Linked DNA regions of Mus musculus: region 1 is linked to region 2. Evidence: chromatin loops called from intact Hi-C (ENCODE). Cell type or tissue: gastrocnemius. All regions are shown on one strand. Links, peaks and the distances in the headings refer to the core of each region. The heading gives the core; the rest is flanking DNA.

Evidence for each region. A loop is a pair of places that touch in the nucleus more often than their neighbours do. Peaks named below come from ENCODE experiments on the same cell type or tissue, not always from the same donor. Only the 100,000 strongest peaks of a DNase experiment are listed, where the experiment ranks them.
Region 1: it touches region 2 in a loop (2.8-fold over the local background); 5 of 42 quality-filtered maps call a loop at or near these places.

What each region holds. Positions count from the first base shown.
Region 1 is chr4:101,467,428-101,474,944 of GRCm38, forward strand. Ak4 (adenylate kinase 4) reads left to right here. Exons shown (of 5, transcript NM_009647.5): 5 at 1-344. Among named protein-coding and RNA genes, the nearest start is that of Ak4, 51 kb to the left of the region's middle. In gastrocnemius, for the core only: a CTCF peak has its summit at 3,309 (motif pointing right); a DNase peak (open chromatin) is centred at 1,994.
Region 2 is chr4:101,644,134-101,651,650 of GRCm38, forward strand. Leprot (leptin receptor overlapping transcript) reads left to right here and starts at 3,650. Exons shown (of 4, transcript NM_175036.4): 1 at 3,650-3,692. The coding sequence starts at 3,677. In gastrocnemius, for the core only: no CTCF peak of the experiment used is centred there; DNase peaks (open chromatin) are centred at 3,185 and 3,569; H3K4me3 peaks cover 2,205 bases; H3K27ac peaks cover 2,245 bases.

The DNA.
Region 1 (7,517 bases), core at 1,747-4,246, 180 kb before region 2:
GCAAGTTCTAAACTCACGTGTCCAGGCAGGATCGGAAAGTCCATCTGGATAGGATGACTGTGTGGTAGGTTGTCATATGGTCGAGATACTCACACTCCCTCACTGGGAGAAGTTTACATCCCTGCTCTCTGGGCTTCTGCATACTGGGGCATTCATTGCCTTGCTGGGGGCATTAAAATGAGTAGATACACTGTGCCACTTTAGAGCTGGTACTGGAAGAGTCAGAGGTCTTGTAGTGATATGGGCAATGCTATGGATTCTTAAGGGGGAAACAGAGAGCAGACATGTACCCAGTCCATAATGGGCGAGTAGTATCTGAAAATAAAATTGGGGTTTTAAAAGCCATGGAGACCTAAGTTTAATTTAGCTTTCAAAATATTTGTGTTGTACCTGTATCAGAGGGAGAGCCGGAAGTCTGTTCTCTTCCCATGTAGGTCCAGGGGTCAAACTTGGGTTATCAGGTTTGATGGCAAGCACTTTTGCCTGCTGAGCCATCTTGTTGGCTCTGGGTTAGTCTATGACTGCAAGATGGCGTAGCCTAAGTGGACGAAGGGAGCTGAGCCGAGCAGTGTGTCTTGTCATCCAGCTATTGATTTAGCAAACCTCATTACATTCCAAGCATACAAAAGTAAATAGACTTTTGCCCTTGATGTCCCCAGCTGTCTGGAGAACATGTGTGATTAGAACTATTAGAACTAACCCATTCACTGAGAGAGAGAGAGAGAGGGGGAGGGAGGGAGGGAGGGAGGGGGGGGGAGAGAGAGAGAAGAGAAGAGAAGAGAAGAGAAGAGAAGAGAAAAGAGGGAGGGAGGGAGAGAGAATAGCAGTAACTAACGCTTAGCTAAGGAAGAATTGATATTTGAGCTGAGGTTTGCTAGGAGGAGTCCAGGCAGATGTAGTAGTAGGGTGTGCAGGGAGGGGGTCTGAGTGCATGACTGGCCAGGTGGAGGCCGCCTCAGCAGCCTGGGGGACAGGTGAGGCGGAATGGAAAAGACCTTGGAGTTTGCTGGTGGGAGACAGTGTAGAGGGCCAGAAACTATGCCATATTTACATGACAGTAAGTGACTCTGCCACTGACATGAGCTAAGGAGTTGAGTTGGAGGGGGTAGTTAGGCTGCAACAGGAGGGAAAAAGGGTACATGCTCCAGTGGAGACGTGAGGAGAAGATGAGAAAATGGCTGTAAGCTTGAGGCAAGAGGGAAAGATGCTCTGTTGCGAAGTAGCAAGCTACCGCTCCTAGCCTGTTGCCGCCACTAGCAGAGTGTGGCCTGTGGTGGCCCCATCATTCCCTTTCCTCAGATAAACCTGTACAAGGTGTATATTTAACATTTCAGAAATTTAAATACTGCATCGGCCAAGCAGCAGAGCCTTGTGGGCCAATTTTAAGTTAGGCAAGATAAAGGAACGAGGGTCATCTGGTGACTAGACCAGTCTGAGATAGGGGTTAGGTTTTGTGTGTTACAGATGGGGAGACAATCAAAAACTGTCAGGCCTTAGAATTCTGGGTAATATGTGTGCCAGAGAGCACTTTTTTTTTCGTTTTGTTTTGTTTTATTTGGGGGTGGGGCGGGGTTCGAGACAGGGTTTCTCTGTGTAGCCCTGGCTGTCCTGAAACTCGCTCTGTAGACAAGGCTGGCCTCGAGCTCAGAAAGCCACTTGCCTCTGCCTCCCAGGTGCTGGGATTAAAGGCGTGCGCCACCACTGCCTGGGCACAGAGCACTGTATGCTTCAATCACTGGTTTGTCCCACTACTGTTCAGCTGGGTATATCTACCCTACTTCACTCTGATGCAGGCTGGCTTTGACCTCTGTAGCAATGGTCTTGGTTCAGCCTCCCACAACACACTCCTGTTTCATACTAATTTTAAGCCATGAACCTATGAGCATCCCAGTAATGAAGTAGCAACCATCGCCAGACTTGAGGAAACCAATTTAAATCGTGTATGCACAGAATGCACTTGGAGACACTCGAAATGCAGGCTGTCTGATGCCAGCAGTTGGCCATGATCCAGTGATAACCTGACTCGTGACGAACCTGAATGGTAAGTTCAGCCAAGCCTGGCCACTCAGTAAATGGTTAAAGAAACCTCACTTAGAGACTACTCAGCTCTTCTCCCTCATTTTGACTCCCATTATCCAGGTCTTGACCACATAGCCCAGCTACTTTGAGTCTTAGTTAAGATGAGAAAAAAAATGGGATACAGAGCTATATGCCACATGAGCTGAGAAGGAACTAACCCGTTGGGTTTCTCCTGCATCAGTCTTTTCTCTTGGCCAGGGCTCTGGCGTTGGTGCCTTTCACAGGCCTGGAAAGCCTCCAAGCAGAGAGATTGTCTCACATCTGATCATGGACTTTCTCTATCCCACCATCTAAGGTGATGGAAGAACAGAGTTTTCTAACAAGGAGTGATCAGGAATGAAGAGATGAACTGCTGAATTCAGATCTAGGAGGCTAGAGCAGCTGCTGTCTTCAGAGAGATCGTCTACATACACAGTCTAGCTATATCTATTGTAACATCATTAAGAATAGCATTGCATACTCATATATATATAATAAATATTTAAAAAAAGAATAGCATTCCAGATGACTGGACACAGGGACAGCAGGACAAACAGACTACCCTGAAAACATTGGTCATAGGACTTTTCACAGTATTGAGCCAACATGGTGAGTAGGAGGAAGGACAACATTGCTTCGACCTGAGAGCCATTTTCTCTCTCAGCGTATTTAAACTTGCCCTCTATTCGCTCACTTACTTGTTTGGCTCTCCTTGTCTTAGTTGGTCTGCCCGTCTTCGGTTTAACTTGAGGAACTGGTACATTGCCACAAGAGACGTCCTGCCTAAAATTTTATCAATGTTGGTATTTGCAAGTTTTGTCAAGAAAACGAGGACTCTGAAAATAATAGCCACGTAGAAGTCTGAGCCGTTCCATACATCCTTCAAAAAACACAGAAACGAATAAAAGCAGGATGACATTATTTAATTCATTTATAGCCACACAATACTGCAAATTCCTGTTTCATTTGAGTGAAATGAGTGAAATACCTGAATCAGGACCAGCTCTGTTGCTCTTGTGGAAGACTTACAGGAGAAAAACCCATAGAAACAAAGATACCAGGAAATCTAAGGCATCAGACTTGCCCTAGCACTGACCCAAAAGGTACTGTTCATTAAGGAATATATTTCAGGAGGCTGGGCCTGTAGCTCTCTTTGAAGATGGTTGTATACTATGGTCGAAGTGGTGTTTGAAGTTAATAAACAATAATATAAAAAAAGAAATGTATTTCAGCGCACCAACAGAAGAGGGTGCTGTTCAGCAAAGCTCCATCATTGCTGTAGAAACACCTCGGGCAGGAACATACAACATCTTGAGATGGAGCAGAAAAAGCAGCCACGAGCCACACAAAATTATTCTTGCAGTGTGTGTGTGTGTGTGTGTGTGTGTGTGTGTGTGTGTGTAGTTGCCACTGCTCACGTGTAGAAGTCTGAGGACAGCCTGTGGTTCTCTCATTTTACCATGTGTATCCTTGAAATCAAAGAGGAACTTGGCAGTATCTTTATCCCCAGTCATCTTTCCAATAACCTACAAATTACTTTTAAAAGGAAATAGATTGGGAATCTAAGTCCTATAGCTGATAAAGAATATCCAAGACCTAACTTCTGAGCAGAGGGAACTGTAGTACACCCTCACTCCAGCATGGACAACATGGGTCAAACAGAATCAGGAGCAACAGCAGAGACGTACGTGCAGAACAGCACCATTCAGAAATTCAGTCCTGAGCAGAACACAGGGAAAAACCATAAGAGTTGAACGAGGAGCGTGAACTGAGACAAGGGTCCTGAGAAAGAATTTACAGGGATGTGATAGAGTCCAGATTCAACAGGACATACAAAGATGATGTGGACATAGAGGATGCAAACTCATAGGATTAAAACAGAATGGTAAAAAGAAGAAATGTTCAGAGAGAAAACAGCTATAGGGGATGGAGAGGGCCCAACACATTCATAAACGAATCCCCCAGAGGAAAACAAAACTGTGACTCAAGACCAACATTCTAATTTATAATGCACCATAGCTTATAAAAATAGGTTTCAGAATCCTGAACATGTATGTATATATCTATAAAGCATGTTCTGGAAAGTCAAGATTTAACTCAGAGTGCTTAGCTTTAAGACATTCTTCAAGCAACAGGAACATGTGAGCATCTGTGCAGAAAGTCCAAGCAACTCATAATAGGCAAGACAACGAGGGGATAATACTGAAGAACAGAAGCATCCAGCTCGCTGGCCCTCATTGTCAGGGATATGGATAAGGAGTCTTCAATACACAACACATATTCTGATGCATGGTCCTCATGTTGGACTCTGTTACTCACTACTCATAACACACAACTACATACTCCTGCTGTTAATACATCATCTAAACCAGGGTGGAATGAATAGGAGGGAAGACAGCCAGAACTGTGGTGTGTATACACTTTATTTAACTTGAGACTAAAATAAAAGTAGGCATAGAGCAGTAGAAGTGGTGTGCAAAAGAAGAAAATGAGAAAGAAGCAAAACAGGAGAGTACGCTAAGCAACTCAGTTGCTGTCTTAGGGTGAACAGGTACCATAACCAAGGCAACTCTTATAAGGACAACATTTTGTTGGGGCTGGCTTACAGGTTCAGAGGTTCTGTCTATTATTATCAAGATGGGAGTATGGCAGCATCCAAGCAGGCATGGGACTGGAAGAACTGAGAGTTCTACATCTTCATCTGAAAGCTACTAGAAGACTAGCTTCCAGGCAGGGTCTTAAAGTCCACGCCCACAGTGACACACCTACTCCAACAATGCCACACCTCTTAATAGTGCCACTCCCTGGGCAAAGCATATTCAAACCACCACAGTTGCTATGTAGGAAATAGGTGAGATTGGAAGGGTTTTGTTTAAAGTTGACAAATGAGCTAGTTCAAGCCTCAGTAAAAACAAGATAATCAGCTCCCTTCATGCCAGGATGGTTTTGCAGGGGGAGGAGAGGCAGTTAGTGGGACTGGCTGGAAAAGACAACACTGCATTAGCAGGGAAGCAAAGGGCTTAGATCAGTCACCAGGGTGGAGGTTTCTTTCCCTTCTCGTTTTAAAGATTGAACTATGGGGATGAACTCTAGCGCTCTCAATACACTCTTTGTCATTGTCATTAACAATCAACCTACCAAGAGAGTCATCTTTGAGCCACTTTCCCAAATTTGTGCCCCCAAACGTGCGAATTTTTGTTATCTTTTTATAGAGTTGCAAGGGATTGGGGTTCAGAGGCAACTTCAGTGAAGGGCCTGGAAGAGAAGGAGTATGTGTGAAGGAATTTTTAATATAAGAATTTTGCTGTTAAATACAGAATTTCTCTCAGTGGTCAACAAAGGGATGGATGAAATAGCTCCCAGAACTTTATAACATGGAAACTGGCTCCACAGTGTGTTGAGAATTGTGCTGGCTTTGGGTAGGTGATCTCAGGTCAAGAAGCTGTGTGAGAGTTATAAGAGCAGAAAATAGATGCAGCCAGCAAAGCCTTTGCCAAAGAGTGACTCACTAGTGGGGAGCTGCTCTCCAAATCTAAAGTTAAGAAAAGACATAAACAGTCACAATCTTTACCGTCACTGTCATTCTCATGGCTCAAGTGACTCGGTGTTCTGATTCCGAAATGCTTCTGAAGGGAAATTAAAAGAGGGGGAGGGAAGGAAGAAATAGGAAAAAAATTCCTGAAACCACAAATAAGAAAAGAAGTCCAAGAATAACATCTAGTGAAGTTGGGGCTGAAAATCTTGAAGAATGGCCTTAGTCCCTTCTGTCTGTTGTCCATCTGGAAGAGACTCCTCTACCAAAAGACAGATTCCTAGCAAGGGAAAACTCTTCCTAAAGCCAATGACAAGACAAGACAAAAATGGCAGGAGTGGGTGGAGGACAGAGGGTGCGGTCCATTTGATGCCCAGCCTTTCCTGCAGAGATGACTCTGCGTTGCTGGGCCTCACAGGGATAGTAGAGGAAGAGGACATTACTGACTCCCGGGATGCAGATCAAGGGCCCATTCCAGACACAGTGAGAGTCTTCAACATTAGAGGCCAGCGACTCAGAGAGCACAGGACACAAGAGTGTCAAGTGACAAAGGATGGATGGAAGGGGGAAAGAGCGAGCTGAATGAAATAAAAATTTAAACTGATCATAGACACAAGTCCAGATGGAAAAGAGAAAAGGAAGAGAAGGTTAAAATCATATCTGACTGCCAAAAGAAAGACATCAGAAGAAATTTAGAAGATAAATAAAAAAAACAAACAAAAAGTGAGGAAAGTGGGTATCTTAGTTAGGGTTTCCATTGCTATGAAGAGACATCATGACCAAGGCAACTCTTAAAAAGGACAACACTTAATTGGGGCTGGCTTACAGGTTCAGAGGTTCAGTCCATAATCATCATGGCGGGAAGCACAGTAGCAGCCATGCAGCCATGGTGCTAGAGGAGCTGAGAGTTCTACCTCTTGATATGAAGGCAGCCAGGAGGAGAATGGATTCTATACTGGGTATAGCTTGAGCATGTATATGACCTCAAAGCCCCACCTCTACAGTGACACACTTTCTCCAACAAGACCACACCTCCTCCAATAAGGTCACACTGTCTGGTAGTGAGTGCTACTCTCCATGGGCCAAGCATTCAAACACATGAGTCTGTGGGGGCCAAACCTATTCAAGCCGCCACAAGGGGGAGAATCAAAAGAGAAATCTAAGAGTGAAGATGAGGTCCAAAAATAAAGAAGGGGTTGTAAAAAAATGATAAAGAAAAGTCTGATTCAGAAGGAAAAGATCAGGAAGGGAGCAGAAGCCGGGAGAAGATGCACAGACTCCAAATGTAGTGCACATGAGCCCAGCCAAAGCAGAGGATAGCTGTAGAGAGCATGGTCCAGTCAAAAGCCAATATGAAGCAGTGGAGCAAGGGTTCTCACAGAGTAGGCACAGAAACAGGAGAGTGTGATCTAGAAGTCATGAAAGAGAGCTCGGTAGAAGCCAGGAGTACAGCATAGAGAGGAATACAAGAGAAGAGGAAGGCCATGAAGCTGAGAGAGAACACAGGAAAATGGAAAAGATAAGAGAGATTCACATAGCTCAGAGGAAAAAGTCAAAGCAGAAACAGAGGGAAGAAAGCAATCAAGAAAATAAGAATTCATACAGAAATGAAAATTCTGAGGGTGAAAAAGAGAAGGTATTCTAAAGACCCTGTCCATGTAAGATCAAATAGTAGCAGGGGGGAAAAACTGATAGAGAGCAAAGCCAAAAATTATATTAGTTACTTTCCTGTTGCTGTGCTATTAGATTCCATGACAAATGCTACTTAGGAGAGAAAAATGGTTTATTTCGACTTACAGTTGTGGAGGTGTCATCCACCATGGAGGGGCAGTCAAGGCAGCCGGAGCTTGTAACAGCTGGTAACATTGCATCTACAGTCAGGAAGCAGAGAGAGATGGATATCTATGTTCGGTTCATTTGCTCCTTT
Region 2 (7,517 bases), core at 2,084-4,583:
GAAATACATGGAGCCCTCAGGTTCAGAAACGGCTCCAGGAATAGGAAAGTCTGCTGGGAACACCTTATTCCTTGACACTTCTACCAGTCTCCTTGGGACGGGGTGAGATCTGGGTGTAGAAAATGACAGATGCTTGTTTCTGTTAGTGTCATAGCACAATTCTGTTTAGGATGCACTGTGACCTTAGAGCCTCCTCTGGGGCAGATGTGTGACCTTGTTGTGCCCTTACATGTGTGGCGCTGTAAGATCTGGAGTTTGAGAAGGGTATTTTCTGTGGACTAGGGGGAGGTGATACTATTTATTATAAACTTACTAATATTTGCTATATCAGGGCTCAGAAAATGACTACAAACTACAGATTCCAGAACCCAAATTTCTCCTATCTCCCTTCTTCTTTTCTTGTATCTCTCATTCTTTTCTAGGCAGATCATAGAGACTAGAATTCATCTTTGCCAAGGCAGGTCATTGAAACCACACCTTTTCCCCAAAGCCAGATGTAAAAACGAAAATCACTCCCAATCTCCTCCCTTTTGCCATAAGAGTTGGCCACCTGAAGTCCTCTCTCATTCTCTGTAGATCACAAGGTCTCTTTTCCAGGGAAGGGTCTTGTGCCATATCTGGAGGGAGCGCTGCACAGAGCAACCAAGAAGAATGAATAGACAGACCCTTTGGATTCCTCTCTTAGTCCATTACTGTTCGGCCAGTCTCTTTCTGGCCCATAATCTTTCTGTGTGGCTGCCAATGCTTCATCAAACCTAAACATAAGATTGCACAGTACACACAGACTTCTTGAGTCTTCTTCAGCCTGCAGGCTTCTGTGTCATTTCAAACTATGATCAAATAAATTTGCTATGATTTTTTTATGTTGTAACCTGCCTTTTGCTATAGTTGTATTGGCCATGAAACTTTATGAATGGTAAAGGGATCACCCCTTTTTTGTTCCCAGAGTTAATATAATCAACCCTTGGTATATGCTATAGATGAGACACTAGTAAATATGTATATTAATATGAAATCAATGAATTGCTTTGAACTCTCTTAAGATAAGGTTTTACTGTTGTTTCTCCTCACTGTCAACCCCTGCCTCCTCTGGGCATAAGATCTACTATGAGAAGAAAGCAACTGATTAATTGCATTAGTGTTTCAAGACTTGGTCTCAGCTTTCCTGTTCCGTGTCACTATTTGAGCTTGAGTTTTACCAACTGTCTTAGTTAGGGTTTTACTGCTGTGAACAGTCACCGTGACCAAGGCAAGTCTTATATAGACAACATTTAATTGGGGCTGGCTTACAGGTTCAGAGGTTCAGTCCGTTATCATCAAGGCAGCAACATGGGAGCATCCAGGCAGGCGTGGTGCAGGCAGAGCTGAGGGTTCAACTCCTTCATCTGAAGGCAGCTAGTGGAAGACTGACTTCCAAGCAGCTAGGGTGAGGGTCTTAAGCCCCCATGGTGACACAACTACTCCAACAAGGCCACACCTCGTAATAGGGTCACTCACTGGGCCAAGCATATACAAACCTTGCACCGACTGTAAAGTGGTGATAATAAAATCTAGTTCGTAGCCTTTGATACTTGAACTCAAGGAGGAAACCCTAAGATTCATCTTAAGGACTCTACTCTAGTCACAGGCAGTCAGACAGTGGCCCAGGTTAAACAGCTGAGTAACATAGGAGGGGGCTGGTCGGAGGGAGATGCAGGTTCCAGTGGCTTTTCTTCTTGTGGAAATGTGGAATTGGTGAGTAGGATGGTTTTTGGTGCAACATCTGGCACAGGAAAAGTCCACTTTCTCAGGTAAAGTACTCAGTCCAGTTGTTGTTGGCAGAAAGCAGTCGGAGAGAAACAAACAGTGTGGTTGAGGGTGGAAGGAGAGTGGGACGGTTTACATCACATAATCTCTTTATTTAAGGTGGGAAAAACCTACCTCCTCACTAACAGATCTCAGTGCTTATAAAGGAGAAGTTAAAAACACAGGTCTGGCAGAGCAATTTTCTGAGTGCTTTTATAGGCACCATAATCCCCCATTTTCACCAGGTACGTTGTCCATGATGCTGGCACATGCCTGACACTGCAGACCCTGTGTACAAGCTTCATCCTGTACACACTCTCAATGGTACAATGGCTTAACTTGTTGTAATGGTTACAATAGTATTAACAGTCTAAAGGAGAACAATTGCTCTATTGTGGTAAGTTATGCAAATGTGCCTCTCAGAATCACTGATTGTATACTAGGTTCTTAGCAGATTAAGCATATATATATGTATATACATATATATGTGTATATACATATTTTCCTTTTAAGTTTAGAACTTCGTGGGTTTTGACTTTCTAACCTTGTCTAAAGAGCTGTTTGGTTCAGTTCCTATTCTTTCTGAACTGCTTTCTGTAGAGGACTTGGACTACTGGATGGTTTCTAAGATGAAGGAAGATTCCACTGAAGAAGGTAAGAATAAGATGGATCTGGAGGAGTGAAAATTGGCCTTAGTTACTTGCAGGCCTGCGTTTATTTAAGGACCTAAAGAAATCCGGACCCACAGAGTTTGTAATGAATGAGGGGGATAGACGGACGCGGTAGTTTACACAAAATGTTAATGTAGTTTGCTACAAAGCAAGCAAATCTATACAAAAGTCAAAGATCTTACATAGGGATATCTCTAATCCTGATTTCTGGTGCTGTCACTCACTCCCGATCTCTACTATATCAGCCACACACTCTCAAAACAAACCACACAGGCACACAGGAAGAGTCGTCCTGGAAGGTAACCTCTCCCCATCCTTATCCCGTGCCCCACTTTTTCCACCAGTCCTTTCAGGCAAGTTTCCTAACAGCCAGCCAGGGTGATGGTGAGCATCTAGAATCTCCTGAGGCAGAGCCTGGGCCCCAAGTCACGACAGTGAGGAAGGGATGGACCCCAGATTGAGAAACAGGGCTGAGATGTCTCAGAATCCAGGATCCCCCGAAGAGTTAAAATAAAGGAGTTATTCTGAAGTAATCAAAGTGGGAGGGGGCTGAGACTAGGAGCGGAGTTCCCGGCCAGCGGGGCGGTGCTGAACAAACTGGGAGACTACTGGAATGAAGTTCTGAGTGGCAGGAAGTAGGACCAGTAGAGTCCGAGCTATGAGTGGCGGAGGCGGGATCAGTCCAATGGGGTGGAGTTCTGCATGGCGGATTGGGATCCGTGCTGGCAGGGACTGAGCTCAGCCAACTGGGGGCGGAGTCCGCGAAGTGGAGGAAGGCGTTGGGGGAGGGTCTCCATGAGCTGGAGGCAGGATTATGTGCCAGAGTGGCGGAACTGTGGGCCGAGCGGAACCGGGCCCGGCAGAGGAGGAGCTCAGAGTGGCAGGGATCAGAACCAGTATAGGAAATACTGAGTGCCTGTAGGGCAGAATCTGGCATAATTGGGTGTGAGGTTGTAATTGGCAGAATTCTAAACCAGTAGGAATCAGGTTCTGCATGGATGGTGGGATTGGGCTTCTGGGGGCGGGAAGCCACGGGATGGGGCGGAGTCTAAAATCAGGGGCGGGGCCTAATGAAGGGGCGGGGCTCCGTTGGTTGGGTAGGAAGTCAATACCGTCAGGGGGCGGGCCGGGCTTTGGATTCGCGCGCCGGCCCTGGCTAGTCTGGGTGTGGGCGGCTTTTGGAGAAAGCCGGAAGCAGCGACAGCCCCAGCTCCAGAGACATGGCGGGCGTTAAAGGTACACTGCGACCCTCGCCCGCGGCTAGTGGGTGGGGTCGCTCCTGGCTCCAGGCTGCATGGCGAGCAGCCTGTGTGCGGGTGTGCGAGTTCCTGCAGACCGCGGCCTCCCGAATGCGCGGCAGAGGTGTTTTGCGGAGCCTATAAACGCTCGCGCCCACGCCCACGCCCGTCAGTTCCCAGGCGGGGGCTTCTCCCGTGGGCTGTACGTTCCACAGTGGTCCCCTGGGCTTTTCAGTTCTCCGTAGGTCACATCAGGGTCCCACATCCTCACCTTCCTGCCCCGCCGCAGTTTCCTGTGGCTTACAGAGGAGCCTTTGTGTCCAGGATGTGTGTTGGAAACTTGGTCCTGTTGTTCCCTTACGGTTTTTCTCGCTGGGCAGAATAATTTCGGGCGTGTGGCACTTTGGAAAGTAACCAGAAATACCCTATTCGACGCAACCTTGGGGCTGCAATTAGATGGGATTTTAACAAGACTTTTCTTGAGTGTTTACTGGTCTGTGAACAGAGCAGTATGTGCTGTTTGTGTTCTTGAATGGTGATGAAAGGAGGGTACCGAAAGATTATCACCCTGATCTGTGTGAATGCAGAGCTTTGGGCGTTGGGTGGGGACAAAGTTACTGGAAGGCTTCCTGGTATTTGGATTTCTGGTCATCCGCACAGAGAAGACTTAATTTATCTCTGTGTTGGACTTCCTTTCTTTGAAAACTATCCACAAAGACCTTCCCACTCACCAACATCTGTAAGATGGATACAGTGTATACTCATGTGGATGCACTGTACATTATCTGTGCACAACTAGTAACAGACATAGCTAACCATTTTGGGGGGACTTTTGTATTTCAAATCAAAGTAAACATGGTTTACTTGGGCAATGTCCACTGTATGACGTATCCATTTGAAGACAGTGTAGAAAGCATGTAAAATTGTGTCTCACTACTACAGAGTGTTCAGTCCTGGACAGAAAGTACAAAGTAGCAACAGTAATTTATGGGCCTATGTAGTGAAAAGGAACAAAGGCTATGAAGTAGACAAGAGCACAAGGAAGTAAAACTTTGCCCATAATTCAACTGTTATTGAGAAACTATGCTGGAGACTTGGGATAAAAGATAAGTGAGAAGTTTGGACTGAGTTGATTGCCGAAAATAATTATATTGCTGTGTAAGAAAATGATGTGTGCTCTGACAGTTGAGAACATAGAGATAATATAGTGGAGGGAATCATGTTGCTCCAAAAGATATGTTTTAAGTTGTAACTCCCTGCTGCCAAATGAGGGTGTGGCCTTGTTTGCAACTAGCAGATGTTATCAATCTAAGGTTGCCTTGTGTGATGTCCTTCAGATAAGGGGGGAGGGGGAAAGCACAAAGTAAGGATTGAAGCAGAGGGCCCCAAGATGGCTTGGTAGGAAAGGCACTTGCTGTCGAGCCTTAAGACCTGCGTTTGATCCCTGGGACCTACCTGGTTGAAGGAGAGAACCAACTCGAACAGGTTATCCTCTGACCTCCACACTTGCACACGCAGTATGGTGCATGGCTACAAGTAGATAGATAAACGTAAATAAGTAATTTTTTAAAAAGTAAGAGAAACTGGAGTGCCGTAGCTGCAAGCCAAGCAGTAGTATAGACATAGCAGCACTGGGCAAGGAAGTTTGTTCTCTTCAGAGACGCCTTAATTTTAGAAGCCTAACTTCAGAACCGAGAGAATTCATTCCCTTTGTTCAGAGCCACCCAGATTGTAGTAGTTCGATGTGAAGCTAATATGAATGACCACTCTATGGGGGGAATAGAAGAGGCGATAGTTATGCTGAATTTACAGGACTCTGTAAGGCTTGGGTTAAGACCAGGATATATTCATGACTGGGGCAGAGGCCATGACAGAACACATCTTATTCTTCTCATTTTCCCAGGCTCTTGGAGGCAGAGTAGGGAGGATTGAAGCTGGAGAAGGTAGGGGTCAGATGGTAGTGAGCCTCTAGTGACAACATGCAGGCTGTGAACACATTTGCAATGGGTAACACACACAAGTACCTACTGATGTAGGTGGAGGAAGGACTGGAAGAGGCTCAGTTTGGCAGCAGACAGCGAGCATACATCCAGGCTACCCTGCGCAGAGTTCAAGAGAAGACGGGAGTTTTGAATGAAGTCTCGGTAAAATGAGTTATTTTGATTTGCTGTAGAGCACAGCTCTGGTTTCAGCCCTCTAAGATTGGTCTTCAAGAGAAGATGAAGCGTGTGTTGGGAGGGTGGGGGTGGGGGTGGGGTGGGGTGGGGTGGGAGAAGGAGGTTATTTTGCATGTTGGATTTGAGCTCCTTCTTGGCTTTGGCTCTGTGGCACAGTAGTCCAGATTAGAAGTGGAGTTCTTAGGATCTCTTGTGGGCCGGAGCCTTGCATTTGGGTTGAACTCAGCTTTTCAGCAGTCATGTGTGAAGCGAAAAGAGATGGACTTGAATTGTTGGTTAACTCCTACTGTAATTAAGAAATGGCAGTGTGCTGGCAAGATGGCTTAGCAGGTAAAGGCTTGCACACAAGCCCAGTGATCTCAATGCAATCCCGGGATCCTATGGGAAGGTGGAAGGAGAGTACTGATTTCATAAGATTGTCCTGTTTACATGTGATATAGCAATATACACCCCCATTGATCATATACTCAGTTTGAGAAGAGAGGGGGTAGGCAGGAATACAATTTCTAAACACACACACACACACATGCACATGGCTTGAAGGCAACCAGCAGAAATAAAGTTGTGAAATTTGAGAGATGGTTTGGGAACAGAAAGAAGAAGTAGGTGTGTGGTTCGCATGCTGTAGGTTCCCAGCTGAAAGAGCGAATGTTGTAGGTAGTCTGATACAGAGAAGGGTCAGGGCTACAAGGGAAAGCCCAGGCAACTTCTGAACTGTAAGTATTTGTCCATTAAAAATACCATATTAAGAGGAAAAGATACAAACTACTATAGAAATTCCTTCGTCATCTCCTGACATCTGTATTCACCAGGTTTCTTGGAAGGGATATTAGTATCTTTCTATTAGACAGCTTCCCTAAATATCTTAAGTAAAAGAAAGCAACAACAACAACAACAAAATCTTAATAAGTCAGTGACTAATTATATTAGGGATTTTCAGAAGACAATTGAAATGACCCAATGTCTTGTGCTTTGAGATATCATTTTATCAAATAATATAGCTAGGTGAGTGGAGACCTCCCATAGCCAGCATTGGTTGAGCCTCTTTTGCCAAGCACTGTGTATAGATTACCTAACCTAATTTCCATAAACCCGGTGAAATGGGACCATCTTTGTCATTTTACAAGTAAGAAACTAGGCTCAGAGAGATCCAGCTGCCTGAAGTCATACAACCAACTGGTTGCAGAATGACTATCTGAAACCATTTGGTGGCTGAGAGTCCACCTGATGGGCTTCACATAGCAAAGTGGAAAGGGCAAATTCATATGTTCAGATGTGGGTTCAGTGTGGGTAGGGAATAGATACAGTGGGTGGTCGTTGGGAATTGTTTCCTATGGAAGCATGGAGGCACTCTTCCAATACTTGAAGTGATTGTAGTTTGAGCACATGGAGACTATTTGGGATCTAATCAGGGAAAGAGAGCAGTCAGCGTTCAGAAGGTGTCAGCATAACTGCCTACGGTTGTGAGTTCCCTTCACCGCTGTTGACAAGCTTCGCTGACTGACTGTCCTCGTTTGGCAAATATAGAGAGAACCCATGTAGTAGTGGCAGGCTGCTGGGGTGGCAAGAGATCTTTCCACCTTTGGTGGTAAAGTGGTGGACAGAGGCAGGTATCTTAATCACTTTGGGCTACTCTACCAAATGAA